Regions from separate parts of the Homo sapiens genome. Here region 2 is linked to region 1. A link is a loop called in an ENCODE intact Hi-C map of the cell type or tissue named here. Cell type or tissue: heart left ventricle. All regions are shown on one strand. Links, peaks and the distances in the headings refer to the core of each region. The heading gives the core; the rest is flanking DNA.

The links. A loop is a pair of places that touch in the nucleus more often than their neighbours do. Peaks named below come from ENCODE experiments on the same cell type or tissue, not always from the same donor. Only the 100,000 strongest peaks of a DNase experiment are listed, where the experiment ranks them.
Region 2: a loop joins it to region 1, with 2.6 times the contacts of the local background. A loop is called at or near these places in 2 of 110 quality-filtered maps.

The regions. Positions count from the first base shown.
Region 1 is chr10:58,409,497-58,420,241 of GRCh38, reverse strand. No RefSeq gene overlaps it. Among named protein-coding and RNA genes, the nearest start is that of TFAM, 29 kb to the right of the region's middle. In heart left ventricle, for the core only: a CTCF peak has its summit at 5,528 (motif pointing left); no DNase peak of the experiment used is centred there; H3K27ac peaks cover 288 bases.
Region 2 is chr10:58,585,090-58,593,089 of GRCh38, reverse strand. The region is part of intron 1 of BICC1 (BicC family RNA binding protein 1); the gene reads right to left. Among named protein-coding and RNA genes, the nearest start is that of BICC1, 76 kb to the right of the region's middle. In heart left ventricle, for the core only: a CTCF peak has its summit at 4,019 (motif pointing right); DNase peaks (open chromatin) are centred at 2,802 and 4,009.

The DNA of each region.
Region 1 (10,745 bases), core at 1,707-9,706:
AAAAGGGAATTTTAGACCAATATCCCTGATGAACATCGATGCAAAAATCCTCCATAAAGTACTGGCAAACCAAATCCAGCAGCACATCAAAAACCTTATCCACCACGATCAAGTTGGCTTCATCCCAAGGATGCAAGGCTGGTTCAACATACGCAAATCAATAAACATAATTCATCATATAAACAGAACCAAAGACAAAAACCACATGATTATCTCAATAGATACAGAAAAGCCCTTTGACAAAATTCAACAGCCTTCATGCTAAAAACTCTCAATAAACTAGGTATTGATGAGATGTATCTCAAAATAATAAGAGCTATTTATGACAAACCCATGGCCAATATCATACTGAATGGGCAAAAACTGGAAGCATTCCCTTTGAAAACTGGCACAAGACAGGGATGCCCTCTCCCTCCTCTCCTATTCAACACAGTGTTGGAAGTTCTGGCCAGGGCAATTAGGCAGGAGAAAGAGAGGGTATTCAATTAGGAAAACAGGAAGTCAAATTGTCCCTTTTTGCAGATGACATGATTGTATATTTAGAAAACCCCATTGTCTCAGCCCAAAATCTCCTTAAGCTGAGAAGTAACTTCAGCAAAGTCTCGGATACAAAATCAATGTGCAAAAATCACAAGCATTCCTATACAACAATAACAGACAAAGAGACAACCAAATCATGAGTGAACTCCCATTCACAATTGCTTCAAAGAGAATAAAATACCTAGGAATTCAACTTACAAGGGATGTGAAGGACCTCTTCAAGGAGAACTACAGACCACTGCTCAATGAAATAAAAGAGGACACAAACAAATGGAAGAATATTCCATGCTCATGGGTAGGAAGAATCAATATCGTGAAAATGGCCATACTGCCCAAGTTAATTTATAGATTCAATGCCATCCCCATCAAGCTACCAATGACTTTCTTCACAGAATTGGAAAAAAACCACTTTAAATTTCATATGGAACCAAAAAAGAGCTCGCATAGCCAAGACAATCCTAAGCCAAAAGAACAAAACTGGAGGCATCACGTTATCTGACTTCAAACTATACTACAAGGCTACAGTAACCAAAACAGCATGGTACTGGTACCAAAACAGAGATATAGACCAATGGAACAGAATAGAGCCATTGGAAATAATACCACACGTCTACAACCATCTGATCTTTGACAAACCTGACACAAACAAGCAATGGGGAAAGGAGTCCCTATTTATTAAATGGTGCTGCGAAAACTGGCTAGCCATATGTAGAAAGCTGAAACTGGATCCCTTCCCTACACTTTGTACAAAAATTAATTCAAGATGGATTAAAGACTTAAATGTTAGACCTAAAACCATAAAAACCCTAGAAGAAAACCTAGGCAATACCATTCAGGACATAGGCATGGGCAAGGACTTCATGACTAAACCACCAAAAGCAATGGCAACAAAAGCCAAAATTGACAAATGGGATCTAATTAAACTAAAGAGCTTCTGCACAGCCAAAGAAACAACCATCAGAGTGAACAGGCAACCTACAGAATGGGAGAAAATTTTTACAATGTACCCATCTGACGAAGGGCTAATATCCAGAATCTACAAAGAACTTAAACAAATTTACAAGAAAAAAATCAAACAACCCCATCAAAAAGTGGGCCAAGGATGTGAACAGACACTTCTCAAAAGAAGACATTTATGCAGCCAACAGACACATGAAAAAATGCTCATCATCATTGGCCATCAGAGAAATGCAAATCAAAACCACAATGAGATACCATCTCACACCAGTTAGAATGACAATCATTAAAAAGTCAGGAAACAACAGGTGCTGGAGAGGACACAGAGAAATAGGAACACTTTTACACTGTTGATGGGACTATAAACTAGTTCAACCATTGTGGAAGACAGTGTGGCAATTCCTCAAGGATCTAGAACTAGAAGTACCATTTGACCCAGCAATCCCATTACTGGGTATATACCCAAAGGATTATAAATCATGCTGCTATAAAGACACTTGCACATGTATGTTTATTGTGGCACTGTTCACAACAGCAAAGACTTGCAACCAACCCAAATGTCCATCAATGATAGACTGGATTAAGAAAATGTGGCACATATACACCATGGAATACTATGCAGCCATAAAAAAGGATGAGTTTATGTCCTTTGTAGGGACATGGATGAAGCTGGAAACCATCATTCTGAGCAAACTATCGCAAGAAGAGAAAACCAAACACCACATGTTCTCACTCATAGGTGGGAATTGAACAATGAGAACACTTGGACACAGGGTGGGGAACATCATACACCAGGGCCTGTCGTGGAGTGGGGGGAGCAGGGAGGGATAGCATTAGGAGAAATACCTAATGTAAATGACGAGTCAACGGGTGCAGCACACCAATATGGCACATGTATACATATGTGACTAACCTGCACGCTGTGCACATGTACCTTAGAACTTAAAGTATAATTTTAAAAAAAAGTACCTAATGTAAATGACGAGCTAACAGGTACAGTAACACCAACTTGGCACATGTATACATATGTGACAAACCTGTACGTTGTGCATATGTACCATAGAACTTAAAGTATAATAAAAAATAAAAAGTAAATAAACAAAAGAAAATAAACAGAAACAAATGAATTAAATGAATGATATCCTCTTTGGTAAAGCACCTGTTAAATCTTGCTTGTTGCTCTTTTTGTTGGGTTATCTCTTTTTCTTATTTGTAAGAAAATAAGAGAATTTTATATAAATGGGTAGGAGTCCTTTGTTAAGCAGGTGCCATTGCAAATATTTTCTCCTAGACCTGGCTTGCCTTTTGACATTCCATGTGGTTTGTTTGTTTGATAAACATAAGTTCTCAATTTTATTAAACTCCAATTCATAAGTATATTCCTTTTTGGTAAGTACTTTGTTGTCTTTTTAAGAAATCTTTGCATACTCCAAGGTATCAGAAATTTTCTGTTTTCTCCTAAAGCTTTATTGTCTTACCATTCACATTTAGATCAACAATCCAGCTGGATTTATTTTTTTAGTTTAGTGTAAGGAAGGCTCAAGATCAAGATACATTTTTTCCATGTGGATATCCAGTTGCCCAGCATCCTTTTTTTTTTTTTTTTTTTTTTTGAGACAGAGTCTCACTCTATTGCCCAGGCTCTGGAGTGCAATGGTGCGATCTTGGCTCACTGCAACCTCTGCCAGGTTCAAGCAATTCTCCTGCCTCAGCCTCCCAAGTATCTGGGATTACAGGTGCCCACCACCACGCCCGGCTAATTTTTGTATTTTCAGTAGAGACGCGGTTTCGCCATGTTGGTCAGGCTGGTCTTGAACTCCTGACCTCAGGTGATCCACCTGCCTTGGCCTCACAAAGTGCTGGGATTACAGGCATGAGCCACTGCTCCCAGCCCAGCATAATTTATTTTTATGTATGTATGTATGTATGTATGCATTTATTTTTTAGAGACAAGGTTTCACTGTGTTTCCCAGGCTGGAGTGCAGTGGCATGATCATAGCTCACTGCAGTCTCAAGTAGCTGGTATTACAAGTGTGTGCCACCATGTCCATCTAATTTTTAAACATTTTTTGGTAGACATAGGGTCTCACTTTGTTCCCTGGGCTGATCTCAAACTCCTGGCCTCAAGTGATACTCCCACCTTGGCCTCCCACAGTGCTGGGATTACAGGTGTGGGCCATACCACCTGCCCAACCAGCACCATTTATTAACATAATCATCTATTACCACTCACTGCACAGCAGTGTCATTTTTGTCATAAGTTAGGTGACTAGTATGTGTAGATTTGTTTCTATCTTTGTACCAATTGCACTCTTAAGTTGTATTTTTACAGGATCTACATCAATAAAATTAATTAATTGGGTCTCTCTGTTACTGCATCACAGTAGAAGATAGCTGCATGGGATTTTATCAGATTTGGAGGGTCTGGCTATGGAATGCCTGATCCATAGTCATAGAATCCTAGACAATACAGCATCTGATCAGAGAACCCACTGAAGGTATGGGAGAGAAGGAGGTATGAGAGTGAGAGCCATAACCAGGAGACCCAATGGTCATATCACATACTGCCCCATCCAGACACTACCAGCCTATTAGAGTAATGAAATGATTTGCTGGAAAGAAACAACTGAAACACTAACTCACAGGCAACACTCTGAAAAAGGCACAGCTGAAACACTAACTCATAGGCATCCAATAGGATGAAGTATACATACTGAATCAGACACCTCCATATGCTGCTGGGTCTCCAGTAGGAACCAAGGTATAGAAGCACAAGTGGCCCTACCTAACATCATTTTCAATGACCCACTAGGGGGCTTTTCTTTTTGTCCCTTTAACTCTGGGCTCTGCAGGATTAGAGGTCCCAGTTCCAAAAGGGGACACACCCTTGCCAAGGGACACAGCAAGATTTCCATTAAACTACCAGCCTCAGCTGCCCTCTGGGCACTTTGGCTCTTTATATTCAGGACCAGCAGGCAAGAACAGGAGTCATTGTCCTGAAAGGTGTCATTGGCCCTGACCAGCAGAAAAAGGTGAGGCTTACACCTCTTTCTTATACAATTGAGAGGAACATTTACAGAACTCAGGTGATCTGCAGGGGCACTTCCTGTTACTCCTTTATCCAGATGTGACTGTGAATGGACAAGTGCAGCCATCCTGATCTGAGAAAAGTGTGATTATCAGGGGTCCAGACCCCTCAGGAATGGGAGTTAGAGTCAGCTCAGTAGGTAAGCCACGGAGGTGGTAGCTGAGGAAGCAGGGAATTTAGAATGGACATTGGGTGGGGAAGGTGGGGATAGTGAATACCAATTGGAGCCCCTAAGCTCCCTCTTCTCAGTTTCCCCTTAGGAAGAGAGGCTCACTGGGACCCCAAAGAAGCTGCTCTGCAAGTGTATATGGTGATACGAAGCCACACAGCACAAGGGTGGATTGTGGCAACCATGGAGGTTTACTGCTCATAACACCCTTGAAGGAAGAACTTGCTGGCAGCCTCAGCTGTTAATGAATTCATGATCTGCCTTCACTTTCAAGCCGAATCTGCATTCTTCCAAGGTAACCCCCACCCAGTGACTGAGCACAGTAAGGACACTAGGGCCTGGCCATTTCTGTGGGTTTCTTTAATGAGCAATCTTTGCTCTGGAGCTCCCCGTTGGGTTGGCTGAGATTTTGTCAGATCTTCATCATGGACTGAGGTTCCCACATCTGGAACCTTCACTATAAGAAAATCAGGACATGGAATTTTTGGCTTTCCAGCCTGTGTAGTACAAGAAAGCATCCAAGAAGGAGGGAGAAGGGAGGCGGAGCACTAATCTACCATGTACCTCAGCCAGTTCACCGTGTCCCATGAGGAAGAAGGGAGCAGTGGTTTCTGGAAAGCCACAGGTGAAGGCATTTCCTGGCTTGAAAACAGAAATGGAACCAGGAAAGAGGAGAGAGAAAAGCATAGCCCAGTGGAGCATGCAAGCAGGTCCGATGTGGACAAGCTTTTCTGTCTTTTTGGAATCCCTATCAAATGCTGCCCTCTGATGTTTGTGGAATAAACTACTTTTGAGAAATGTGAAAACAGCCTCATAAGAGAATGAATCTAGCTGTAGTTTCCTGGGATAAATAGCTCTAGATGTCTGAACCTCATGGAAACCAGGAAAAATCCACCAAACTGGGCACCAAAACTACTTCCAAATGATTGGGTCAACTGCCATACAGATCAAGTTTTACCGAGGTGCTATTAACTTAGACCTCTAGGTATAGCTTATCTTTTCTTCCACAATCAGAGTGGGGGCAGTCTTAAGCATTCCTCATGGTTCATGGAATGATCAGAAAGCACATGGTAAATTATGAATCATTTGTACAAACTATGAATCCAAATGAAGTCTTCCAATAAAAGCGTTTAATTTATTGCCAGTATTATTCATATCACTTCTCTTTATAATCTGTCTTTACAAGGTCCCCCCAACCATACCACCATCATAAATGTTGATTAGGAAAAGAGTGACATCACTGATTTTCAGAATGTTAAGTGCCAGTAGGGAATAACTTTATGTCAACAAACAAAGTTTCTGTTTCTGAATATAATATTGCCCAGTACAGCCAAGGAATGAAAGTCACAATGTTTAAAAGTATCACATCTCTAGCTGTCAGTTGATACACAAAACACTTGTCAGAGTTACAGATTAAACAGTAAATAAAAGCCAAGAATCAGGAGATGACCCTTGGGCATGCCAAGCATGCTCCTGCCTCAGTGCACTTACGTTTTCCTCTGCTTGCAACACACTTTCCCTCAATATCACATCCACAGGAGTGTTCTCTCATCTTCCTTCCAAGCTGCTAAAGTGGTAAGGTCCAGGGTCTATGTTCACAGAAGTTTAAGTCACAGTCACATCTTTCTATTCCCCCTTTATCCCCCATGGTCATTTTGTGGCCAATTGGAACTGTGGCTTGGGATCTTTGGATGGAGGAAGGTGGGTTAGAAGAGGCTTCACTGTAGACAAATTTATGTGAGTTGTCTCTATTGGGGTTGGAAGTCAAAAGCACATTTATTGTGTTAGTTTGTTTCCCTTTGCTAACCTTCCTTCAGTATATGCCTTCCTTTTCTATTTATTCTTTGGCAGGATTTAAATATTCATGGGTCTCTGGGCCTAGTAATTTCTTTTTTTTTTCAGACGGAGTTTCGCTCTTGTTGCCGAGGCTGGAGTGCAACGGCGCGATCTCCAGCTCACCGCAAACTCCGCCTACTGGGTTCAAGCAATTCTCCTGCCTTAGCCTCCTGAACAGCTGGGATTACAGGCATGTGCCACCACACTTGGCTAATTTTGTATTTTTAGTAGAGACGGGGTTTCTCCATGTTGGTCAGGGTGGTCTCGAACTCCCAACCTCAGGTGATCCGCCCGCCTCGGCCTCCCAAAGTGCTGGGATTACAGGCGTGAGCCACCGGGCCCGGCTTAATTTCCGATAGCCCCTCAATCTCACTCTGATTCCTAATGGGATTCATGCTAGAGAAGCCAAGTAGATTAATGAGCAAAGGCCATCATGTCCGGAATTGCAGCACTCTTTTCTGAGAATTGTCTCCATCCCAAGACCACCATCTCTGAGAACCTCTAAATATTTGCAAACTCTTTGGCAAACAGTATCAAACCATTCAAGTTTGAGGCTAGAGTAGTAACTAAAATATGACAAGCTGGAGATGCTCAGCAAAAACTACTTATATTGTGCTTGTACAGATCAACCTGCAGTTTCCAGGTGCCAGAGCTGTTACCATTCCTACCTTTCTCTTCAATCTTCTAGTACTAGGGAAAGGTATTTGCAAATAAGGCAAGGCAGAGATCAGAGCATGCTGCCCTCTGCATGGCCTGGGGGAAGTGCATCACACTCTCCCTCTCCACTGTTTGCTTTCTCACTGGGGAAGAGATGGACTCATCTTCAAAATGAAGGGATAAAAGGCTGCAGAAAACAACAAGCTCGGGGCTAAGTGTGGGGTCAGAGCTGTGTGTAATCAGTCATTAGGGGGCCCTGATCTGCTGATCTACTTTAAGGCTTTGGAATTTGACTTGAGGGATGTCATCCTGCTGCGTTCACAGAAGAAATTCCCAGGGGCTAGAGGTGAGGTCTAGCCACAAAAGTGAGATCATAGATGGAGAAACACTTAGAAAAAGAGTTTGTAGTGCTGTTGTTGTGGTAATGAAAAGAATAATAAGCTGACCACAAAGATCCTCCCAAATCTCTCATGTTGAGTAGTTTAGTCATTGTACAATAAAATAGCATAGCTTTGAGAGCTAAATAAATGTGGGATAGAGAAATGATTACAGTGTTCACAAATGAGAGATAAATTAAACAAATTACAGCAATCCCTACCATAGAATAATATGTAGTCATTTAAAAATTATGTACTACACACATATTGTGGAGGGCAACGTGGCACAATGGATAAAAAAATACAGATCCATATACCTCTAATCTAGCATTCCACTTTAAGAAATTTATCTTACAGGTGTGTTCATACAGGTGCAAAATGACATGTATACGATTATTTGCCTTGCCTTAGAAGAAAACCTAGGCAATACCACTCAGGACATAGGCATGGGCAAAGACTTCATGACTAAAACACCAAAAGCAATGGCAACAAAAGCCAAAATTGACAAATGGGATCTAATTAAACTAAAGAGCTTCTGCACAGCAAAAGAAACTAGCATCAGAGTGAACAGGCAGTCTACGGAATAGGAGAAAATTGTTGCAATCCACTCACCTGACAAAGGGCTAATATCCAGAATCTACAAAGAACTTAAACAAATTTACAGGAAAAAAAAAACAACCCCATCAAAAAGTGGGCGAAGGATATGAGCAGACACTTCTCAAAACAAGACATTTATGCGACCAACAGACACAAGAAAAAATGCTCATCATCACTGCTGATTAGAGAAGTGCATATCAAAACCACAATGAGATACCATCTCACACCAGTTAAAATGGAGATCATTAAAAAGTCAAGAAACAACAGATGCTGGAGAGGATGTGGAGAAATAGGAACACTTTTACACTGTTGGTGGGAGTGTAAAGTAGTTCAACAATTGTGGAAGACAGTGTGGCAATTCCTCAAGGATCTAGAACCAGAAATACACTTTGACCCAGCAATCCCATTACTGGGTATATACCCAAAGGATTATAAATCATTCTACTATAGGACACATGCAGACGTATGTTTGTTGTGACACTCTTCACAATAGCAAAGACTTGGAACCAACCCAAATGCCGATCAATGATAGACTGGATTAAGAAAATGTGGCACATATACTCCATGGAATACTGTGCAGCCACAAAAAAGAATGAGGTCATGTCCTTTGCAGGGACATGGATGAAGCTAGAAACCATCATTCTCAGCAAACTAGTACAGGAACAGAAAACCAAACACCACATGTTCTCACTCATAAATGGGAGTTGAACAATGAGAACACATGGGCACAAGGAGGGGAACATCACAAACTGGGGCCTGTCGGTGGGGTAGGGGTCAACGGAAGGGAGAGCATTAGGGCAAATACCTAAGCATGCGGGGCTTAAAACCTAGATGACGGGTTGATGGGTGCAGCAAACCACCATGGCACATGTATACCTATATAACAAACCTGCACGTTCTGCACATATATCCTAGAACTTAAAGTATAATAAAAATAAAAAATTAAAAAAGGAAAAAAATTAAAAAAAGATTATTTGTTGCACCATTATCTATAATACCAAAAGTTTGGAAACCTGTTTTTAAAAAGTTATGGTTGGCCGGGCGCGGTGGCTCATGCCTGTAATCCCAGCACTTTGGGAGGCCGAGGCGGGCGGATCACGAGGTCAGGAGATCGAGACCATCCCGGCTAAAACGGTGAAACCCCGTCTCTACTAAAAATACAAAAAAATTAGCCGGGCATAGTGGCGGGCGCCTGTAGTCCCAGCTACTTGGGAGGCTGAGTCAGGAGAATGGCGTGAACCCGGGAGGCGGAGCTTGCAGTGAGCCGAGATCCCGCCACTGCACTCCGCCTGGGCGACAGAGCGAGACTCCGTCTCAAAAAAAAAAAAAAAAAAAAAAAGTTATGGTATAGTCATACAATGGAATACAATGCAGCCTTTAAAAAGATACAAGCTCCCTATGTCCCGATATGTAAAACAACAATAACACCCACCAAAAAACAAAAAAAAACAAAACAAAACCAAAAAAACCCAGTATATTTTTATATTACCATTGGAGGTTAATAATTTAAGAAGAGGACCTAGAAAGAATATTTGCTGGGTGAAAGGTGAGCAGTTTAATCCAGCTTGCCATCAGCCTCTCATGCCTTCAGCCTGAGTCTACTGGATACCAAGCTGTACCTGAACTGGGCAGCCTCACCTGAGGAAGAAGCATATATATGTACTCTAGTGCAGTAGATTTTAAATTTTAGTGAACATGAGAATCATCTGGAATGGTTGCTGAAAATGAAGATTTAAGGCATCTGTCTTTAGAGATTGTGACTCAGTAGGTCTGGGGTTGGGCTCTGGAACTGGTGTTTTTTTTTTTTTAACAAGCACACCAGGTGATTCTGATGCAGCAGATCCAATCTCTGAGAAACCATGATATAATGACCACGGAACGAGCACCTGAGGTGAACTAACGCCTCCTCCTCACTGAGTCTGCTCCAGGATCTGTGAGAGGAAAATCCAGCTGGGTGATTTGGCTTCAACATCAAGCTCAAAGGGCCCTGAAACGTGGCTACTGCCAAATTTGCTTATGGAAGCAAGAGCCCCTTCCACAGATGCTTATATTTTGCTTCCTTTGAGCATGAGGCTATCAATATCATTTTCTAATCCTTATAATAAAACCACAACAGAGGTAATTTCTGGTCACCCAGATTTATTCAGATAGAAAGATGAATTTATGAGCACAAAACAATTTGTTGCCCAGTTTATGGCTTAAGGGTGTTTTATCTACTTCTACTTAAATAATGACACCTTTATTCTCAGAGAGCAACTTGACATAGCTATACCCTTAAATGATCATTCATATAATGTCATACAATTCTATGTATTGTATATACCATCGTTCATGTGCATGTACACAGTGTGTGAGTATTACAACTTCATTGTTTGGTCAATTATTTTTTCATATAGTCTTTTTCAGCATTAGTTGTCTTTTGCTATTTCTATATTCTCTGTGTTTACTTTTTATTTTTAAATTATCATTATTTATTATTATTAATAGGTGACTAGGTCTCTGTCACCCAGGTTGGAGTGCATAG
Region 2 (8,000 bases), core at 1-8,000, 170 kb before region 1:
TCAAGCATAGGCAATGGTGGACCATTGCTGAGGACACCCCTCCCCACACCAAGCTCGAACGTCCCAGTCAATCTCAGACTGCTGTTGTGCTGGCAGCGAGAATTTCAAGCCAGTGGATCTTAGTGTGCTGGGCTCTGTCAGGGTAAGACCCACCGAGCCCGAACACTTGGCTCTCAATGCAGAGGATTTTTTTTTTTTTTTTTTTTTTTTTTTTGAGACGGAGTCTTGCTCTGTGGCCAGGCTTGAGTGCAGTGGTGCGATCTCGGCTCACTGCAACCTCCACCTCCCGGGTTCAAGCAATTCTTCTGCTTCAGCCTCCTGAGTAGCTGGGACTACAGGTGCACGCCAACAGGCCCAGCTATTTTTTTTTTTTTTCACACGGAGTCTCACTCTGTCACCCAGGCTGGCGTGCAGTAGCATGATCTTGGCTCACTGCTACCTCCGCCTCCTGGGTTTACGCCATTCTCCTGCCTCAGCCTCCCAAGTAGCTGGGACTACAGGCACCCGCCACCAACCACGCCCATCTAATTTTTGTATTTTTAGTAGAGACGGGGTTTCACCGTGTTAGCCAGGATGGTCTCGATCTCCTGACCTCGTGATCCGCCTGCCTCGGCCTCCCAAAGTGCTGGGAATACAGGTCTGAGCCATTGCGACTGGCCCAGAGGAATTTCTTAAAAATTATTTGAAGGGTTTATAGAGGGAAACAAAAACAATGTCATAGCAGACTATTCTCTAAAGATATTAACTCAGTTCTAGCTGTTCCCAGTTGTCTCCACCACCACCTCTGCCTCCCTAACAAGAAGAAAAAATGGGCAATGACAAAATAGGGCAAAGAACATTATCCTAACTTTAGCCAAAAGTAATACTCGGCTATACAGGGAATACTGCTTGTTATTTCTCATCACAACACATAACAAAAAACCGTCTTCAAATAAGGGTAATTAATACAGTAAGTAAAATGTATGTTTTTCCTCTAATAAACTTTGTTGTGGAAATTTTCATTGCAGCAAGGATAAGTTAAAAACATTATAAAATCACATTTATAAAATTATAAAAGGTATGGAGAGAATACAAAGATGTGTCATATTCTGGAAAGTATATTCTGTATTACTCTATATAATCTAGAAAAACAATAAACAACACCACTTGAGAAACATTGCTAAGCACAACTTTATATGTGGTTAGCGAACATTAAACTCAATTGCACAGGCCAGAAATAGAAATAGGTACAAGAATTCAGAGCAATTCATTCATTCAACCATCCGTAGAGGAAGGATGTAAATTATAAAAAGCTGAGTGCTTGCAGCACATACCTAAACTCTTGAGAAGGCAATGGCCTTCCTAAAATCATAATATTGAGAGAACAGAGCACACAGCACAACAAAGCTCTCTCACTGCATCTCCTAAATCTCCCCATCAGTTAAGCTTAATTTTCCACTGTGGTCTGAATGCCTGTATCTCCCAAAATTCATATGTTGAAAACCTAACTCCCAAGGTAATGATACTTATCAATAGGTGGGGTCTTCAGGAGGTGGTTAGGTCATGTGAGGAAGCATTCAAGAGTGGGATTAGTGCCCTTATAAAAGAGAACCTAGAGAGGTCCTTTGCCCCTTCCATCATGTGAGGTTACAGAGAAGGCACATCTTTGAAGGCCAGACGCTTGATCTTTGACTTCCCAGCCTCCAGAAGTGGGAATTTTTGTTCATTATAGACCACCCAGTTGATGGTATTTTGTTATAGCAGCCGGAATGGACTAAGACATTTCCCATAGTTTTTACTATGCTAATGACAGGTAACATGAATCTGTTTTTCCGTCTTGACCAAAGAAAGTGTCCCCCTTTCCCTACCCAAGTCACACTTGTGGAGAAGAATATCAAGCTGGACTGAATCCTCCCTAGCACTGCTTATCTTCTTATGACTCAACAGCATCTAAAGCAACGTTAGCAAACATGTATGTGGCACCTTCAAATACATGATGCTAAGCAGATGTGCAGAAAAGAAAAAAAAATGCTGAGCCAGGTGTAACTAATGAAGGTCTATTTCCCAAACTGGGAAGTGTCTATTCAGGCCTTTGAGGGAAGGGAGGGGGGAACTAGTAGAAAAGATCATTGAACTAGAAAAGGCAAAGCCTGAGAGAACCGGTGGTCAAAGATCAGTTTTGTAAAAGCAAAACCCTACATTTTTAAAGTAAAACATTTCCCACTGTTTCCTAAGGATTGGCATGTGGTTATATTCTACACTTCTGCACAATCTTATTTTATTTATGTGGATCATTTGACAGGCAGCTGCCTTTTTAAATAGATAATCTAAAATACCTATAAAACTACAACAATGGGGAAGGATCTTAAATGCTGAGGTAAGTGAAGCCACTTTCACTAGAGAAACTTGGAGCACTTTCCATTAGGCTGTGGATTTGCAGTGAGAGAAAAATTTTTTTTTAAGTCTGGTAGAATTTCCAAGCTTCTGTCTTTCAAATAAAAGGGAAATACACTCACTTCCCAAAGCATCTATCTTTACAAGAAATTCAAGTACTGTAATTATCATAGCCTTCTTCAATACACACTTCAAATTTCTTGGCACTAACTGGAACTGAAAGCACCAAAATTCTCTTATTAAGAAGAAATTTTAAGAGATACTCTAAAATGGGGAGAGATTTGTTTTTAATAGACTTCCTTATAATGAGTCATTTCATAGAGAACTCTAGGATGGGAGCCAAGAACCAGCAGACACAACTCCTTAGCACAAGCAGGCAGTTTACATCCAATCTGGTCAGAGATGTCACGATTCCTGCTTCCAGTCAAGGCCAGACTGCGCATAGCTAGGCAAGGGATAGGCACTTAGTCCTTAGTCAGCAACAGCACTGGTTTTGGCAACTTATGTATAAAAGACAAATTTCTCCTTCATAAAAACAGTCCCATCAAACTCCCCTAAGTCCATTAAAATCAAGACTTCTGCTCCATGCTCAATGAATTTAGTAGAGATAGAATAATAACATACCATTCATAACCCCACTGGACTGATGATAGCTTATTGTTAATCCCATATGAATAAATGAAATTGTAGATTTCCTGGAAATAAATACACATGGGTGAGGATAGGAACAAAAGCTGTATAACTTAAGCCAGGCAAAGGGGTGTGCATATATGGTCCTAGCTACTCGGGAGGCTGAGGCAGGACGATCGCTTGAGGCCACGAGTTCAAGGCTGCAGTGCACTATGACCATGCCTATGAATAGCCACTGCACTCCAACCTGGGCTACATAATGAGACCCCATCACTAAAAAAAATAATAATAATAATTTAAAAAATTTGTAATGGCTGGGCACAGTGGCTCATGCCTGTAATCCTATTGTTTTGGGAGCCGAGGCATGAAGATCACTTGAGACCAGGAGTTCAAGACTGGCCTGGACAACATAGCGAGACCTTGTCTCTACCAAAAATTAAAGAACAAAATCAGCAGGCATGGTGGCATGCACGTCTAGTCCCTGCTACTTGGGAGGCTGGGGCAAGAGAATAGCTTGACCCCAGGCATTCAAGGTTGCAGTGAGCCATGACTGCACCACTGCACTCCAGCTTGAGTGACAAAGTGAGATCTTGTCTCAAAAAATTAAAAACTAAAAAAAAAAAAAGTAAAGCTGTATAACTTAATAACTAAGAATTATTAGCTCTGTGTGCCAGCTGTACAATTTTGAGCAAAATTATTTAACCTCCCCACACCTCAGTTTCCTCTTATGTGAAATGGTAGTAAAGCAGTTCTACCCATGTGTTTTAGACTGGATTCCCCCAGAAGCTGACCCTGTGACAAGTACCTGAGTGAAAGTCATTTATGCAGAAGGTGATCCCCGGAGGCGCTGGTAGGGAGGTGAGAAAGTGAAATGCAAAAGAGCAAAGAGGGAATCCTACATGGATGAGCGTGTGAGTGGGTTCTCTCTGTGGGCCACAGGACGAATTCTGCAGGGGAACTCTCGGAGACTGCAGAGATGGTATTCACCCACCAATCACCGTCACCGGTGTCACCGGTAGAGGGCAGCATCCACTGTGAGAGAGGTTCCTTGGCTGCCGGTGTCCTTGGACAGCAGTCACAGGGACTAGGGTGACCAACTCACCCTCCTTTTAGCACTAAAAACTCAGACTCTCTGGACAACCCTGAGATCAGGGCAAAGGGAGACAGCTGGTCACTCTACCTGGTGCTTGCAGTAGCCATCCTGACACAGGATGGTGAGTCGCAAGAGGTGTGGCCAAGTCTGCTATGCCATCCAATGCCATGAAAATCAAATGTGCTCCTTCACGCAGTGTGCTTAGCCTGGGGCCTGGCACTCGATATTGGATGTTAACTATTTTTGTATACTCAAAGCAACATAGGGATGCGTTTTTACTACCTTAAAGCCACATGGTACCTGTGACATCGTGTGCACAGCACCCTCTGGAGCTGGATCCACTAGAGAACAGTCCTCAGGCTGCCAGCCCCTGCCTGTTTAAATGGCTCCAGAATGCCACAAACAAGAGCCTCCAATACAAGAAATGCCTTTCTTCCCTCTCCATCACTGGCATGCAGTAGAGATCTAAGCTGGAATTCAAGGTAGACAAAAAAGAATGAAAGTATGAAATGCAGAAGCAGCTCTAACACAGTTTCAACCTTCACATCACTGCCACTCTCCCTTCCTGTAAAACAAAGTGACTGATGCATATGAGGACCCCAAATACTCGGTTTAACAAGATACACCCATGCACCCGCCAGCACCTCTGCTCCCACCACCAGATGTATCATCTACTTACCAAGGTTCAACTGTGTTTGTCCCCAAATGTGTTTGTCAAATAAATAATCACAAAATACATATTTCTAGTCAGCCTCTCATATTCAGAAAAGGCCTTGTCCCTGTAAATAAAAGGGGCAGGGGTCATGAATAAATACATACTAATATTTGAAGGGAATAAGATACATAGAGCATATATTTTTTATGATTCTTCAATTTCAGCAAGTTTATTTTGGTGTCAATCACAATGGAAAAGCATTTCTGTACATGAACCACTTTGTGTACCACTTCCCTAAATATATGCAGGATGGCTGATGTGTCTGTTCAAAGATATCTTCTTCAACAATCTAAATGAGATCCTCTTCAATGGTGGAAGATGAAACACCAAATCCTAGAAGTCCCTTCCTGACCATTAATCATGAAATGGAATGAACTTCCTCCCACAATACACAGAAAATACAAACAACCCTGTCAATTACTACTAACCTTAAACACACCCCTAGGTTACTCGAAACCCATAAGCTTAATGGGTAACTGACTCAAAGTCAGAATAAATGGAGCTTTTTAGCCAGCCAAACCCTATTTATACTACTCCGCCACTTTATCCTACAATAGAACATTTCCATATGCCATAACTTTGAATTGTAACTACATCAAAAATGTTTACAACATAGAGGGCTAAAGCTGGCCAGTTAAAGTTCAAAACCCCCAAGCCAGTAAGGAATATTACCTTCTCCTTCCTTACCATCTCCAACCACAAGCTTTAAGCAAAACCATAAACTAGCATGAATGAATTCCTCAAGAATACTTTTTCTAGATTGTTAAATCAATTTTGAGCTTTATTATGCTAAAGATTTTACGAAAAGTCCTACACTGGAAAATATCTGTAAGTGTATGTACTGACTTGAAATTCTGAATATTAAAAATAGCTTTCTTTTCCATAAAGCATCTGGGCCATAGGCTTTCCAAATGGACAGATGTAATGTAAATTTGCTATAGTGCTGGAGAAAATTCAATTCTGCTTAATAGGACAAGAAACTATGATCAATAAGACAGGAAAATACATGGGATAGATGAAGCTCATAAAATGTGTTAAGCATAGATAAGTAATGAAACCTATTAGGTAAAGCAAGCAGAACACGTATGCATGAACACAGAAGAAGACGGAAGGACCAAGAAGCTTCTAAAATTCATGAGGCACTAAATATGCATGAGGCACCTGAGGCACTAAATATTCATGCTGCACAAATTATATATGAGACATACGTGGCACTCAATATTCATGAGGCTTTAATTAGGCCACCCACAGTAAAGAACATTCTTATCCTCAGCACAGGACACACAAAACCCATAGCTGTCAGCAGGCTAACTAATCCCTGTGTCTCTCCCATAGAGAACAAATGGGCAAACGAGGCCAGAGAAGAACCTGGCTACAAGTTCATAATATTGGTTGATGCCTGATTCCTGAAATCACCCTCAGTTCAATGAGCTCATTGATTTACACGCACTTGCAGACACATAAACATACATATTTCCAGATGATATCCATATGTTTATGGGAATGTAACTGCATGCTTTCTGCCTATGTATACATATATTCATTTGCATGTATATGTATGTAGTCTGTAGTATGCATGTCTGTGGATATAGTGTGTGTGGGTATGTATATGTGAACATAGGAACTCTGTATGAGGTTTTTTTTTGTTTTTTTTTTTTTTGAGAGAGAGTGAGTCTCTCTCTGTTGCCCAGGCTGGAGGGTAGTGGCACAATCTCCGCTCACTGCAACCTCCGCGCCCCCCCGCCCCCAACCCCGGTTCAAGTGATTCTCGTGCCTCAGCCACCCGAGTAGCTGGTATTACAGGAAGTACTCTGCATGAATCTTATTCACTTTGTATTCCACTGTTAACAGCAGTGCCTGACACGGAGAAAGTACTCAGCAAATATTTAGAAAGTCAATTGGTAGTCAGTAAGAGATTACCAAGAACATGCAACTTGTAGAGCTTGACTTCATATAAAACAGGGATTGGGTCTTAATCACCTCATTTCTTTGACCCACCAATCCCTCAATCTTTGACAATATCTGAAATGTAGCAGACATATAATAATAATACTGGATGGATGGATGGATGGATGAATAAATGGGTTAAGAAACAAAAGAATCAAAGAAGGAAGTCACATTTTTAGGATTCTGCTTAGAATGGATTTAGTCCTCACGAAGGAAACTACAAATGCTTACATTTTTTTCTACTACTGGCATGTATAAACTATCACTTTCCAGTGTAGAAAATTGTAAATAATAAGGTGAGAGTGTCTCTTAATTGATAAAGTTTAGCTGGAGGAAAACACTTAAAATGAGTATTAGCTACTCATGTGGCTACTAACATACTGTGTATTTTATGTGTAGAATACCAGCCCCTACCTTTCAGAATAAAAGTGCTACTTCTGCTAACATACAACCACAATCTACCTTGGCCACCTCTCTGAAGGTACGTCATCATCTGTCACACATTGGGAGAATAATACCTACACTACAATATATGAAGTTGTTACAATTAAATGAACTTAATAATTATTAAGAAATTATACCAAATTCACAAGTCCATATCTGAGATAATCCATTTTCTGATTACTCCACTAAAAAACATAAAGCACACTTCACCACAGTGCTTTCTTATTAAAGAAAAGGGGAAGTATAAGGTTTTTCTGGGGGAGGAGGGAGAATGCACAATGAGATCCACTGGTCCCCTGTGAGGTGTATGACACACATATGCCGAAGACTGCAATCACGGAAAAAGAAAAATAGGAGGGGAAACTAGAAAGAAAATAGTTCTCAATTTATCAAAATATAAGCATTGATCTTTTTTACCCTAATTTGTATCACCATATTCAGAAAATAGTATAAATCACTTCCTTAAGTATAAACTTACTGTGAGTTGAGGCCCATTCATCATTGGATCTTCTAATGATAGCACCCGTCCTTAGGAACTGTTCAAAAGTGACCAGCACCAACCAACTGAATCATACCTGATTTTTAAAAGTGACTTGACAATGGCCACACAAAGATTTGTGTCACAGTTGGACAGGAACAGACCACACAGACTACCTAAGCCTTGCTTGCCAAAGTAAACAACTTTTCAAAATAAAAGGGAAAAAAATAGCAATACTGAAATGCTACCTAAATATGTTAGTCTTATTCAACACTACAAATAAATTATTGATCCGGTTCACAAAGCATTAAGTCAACTGA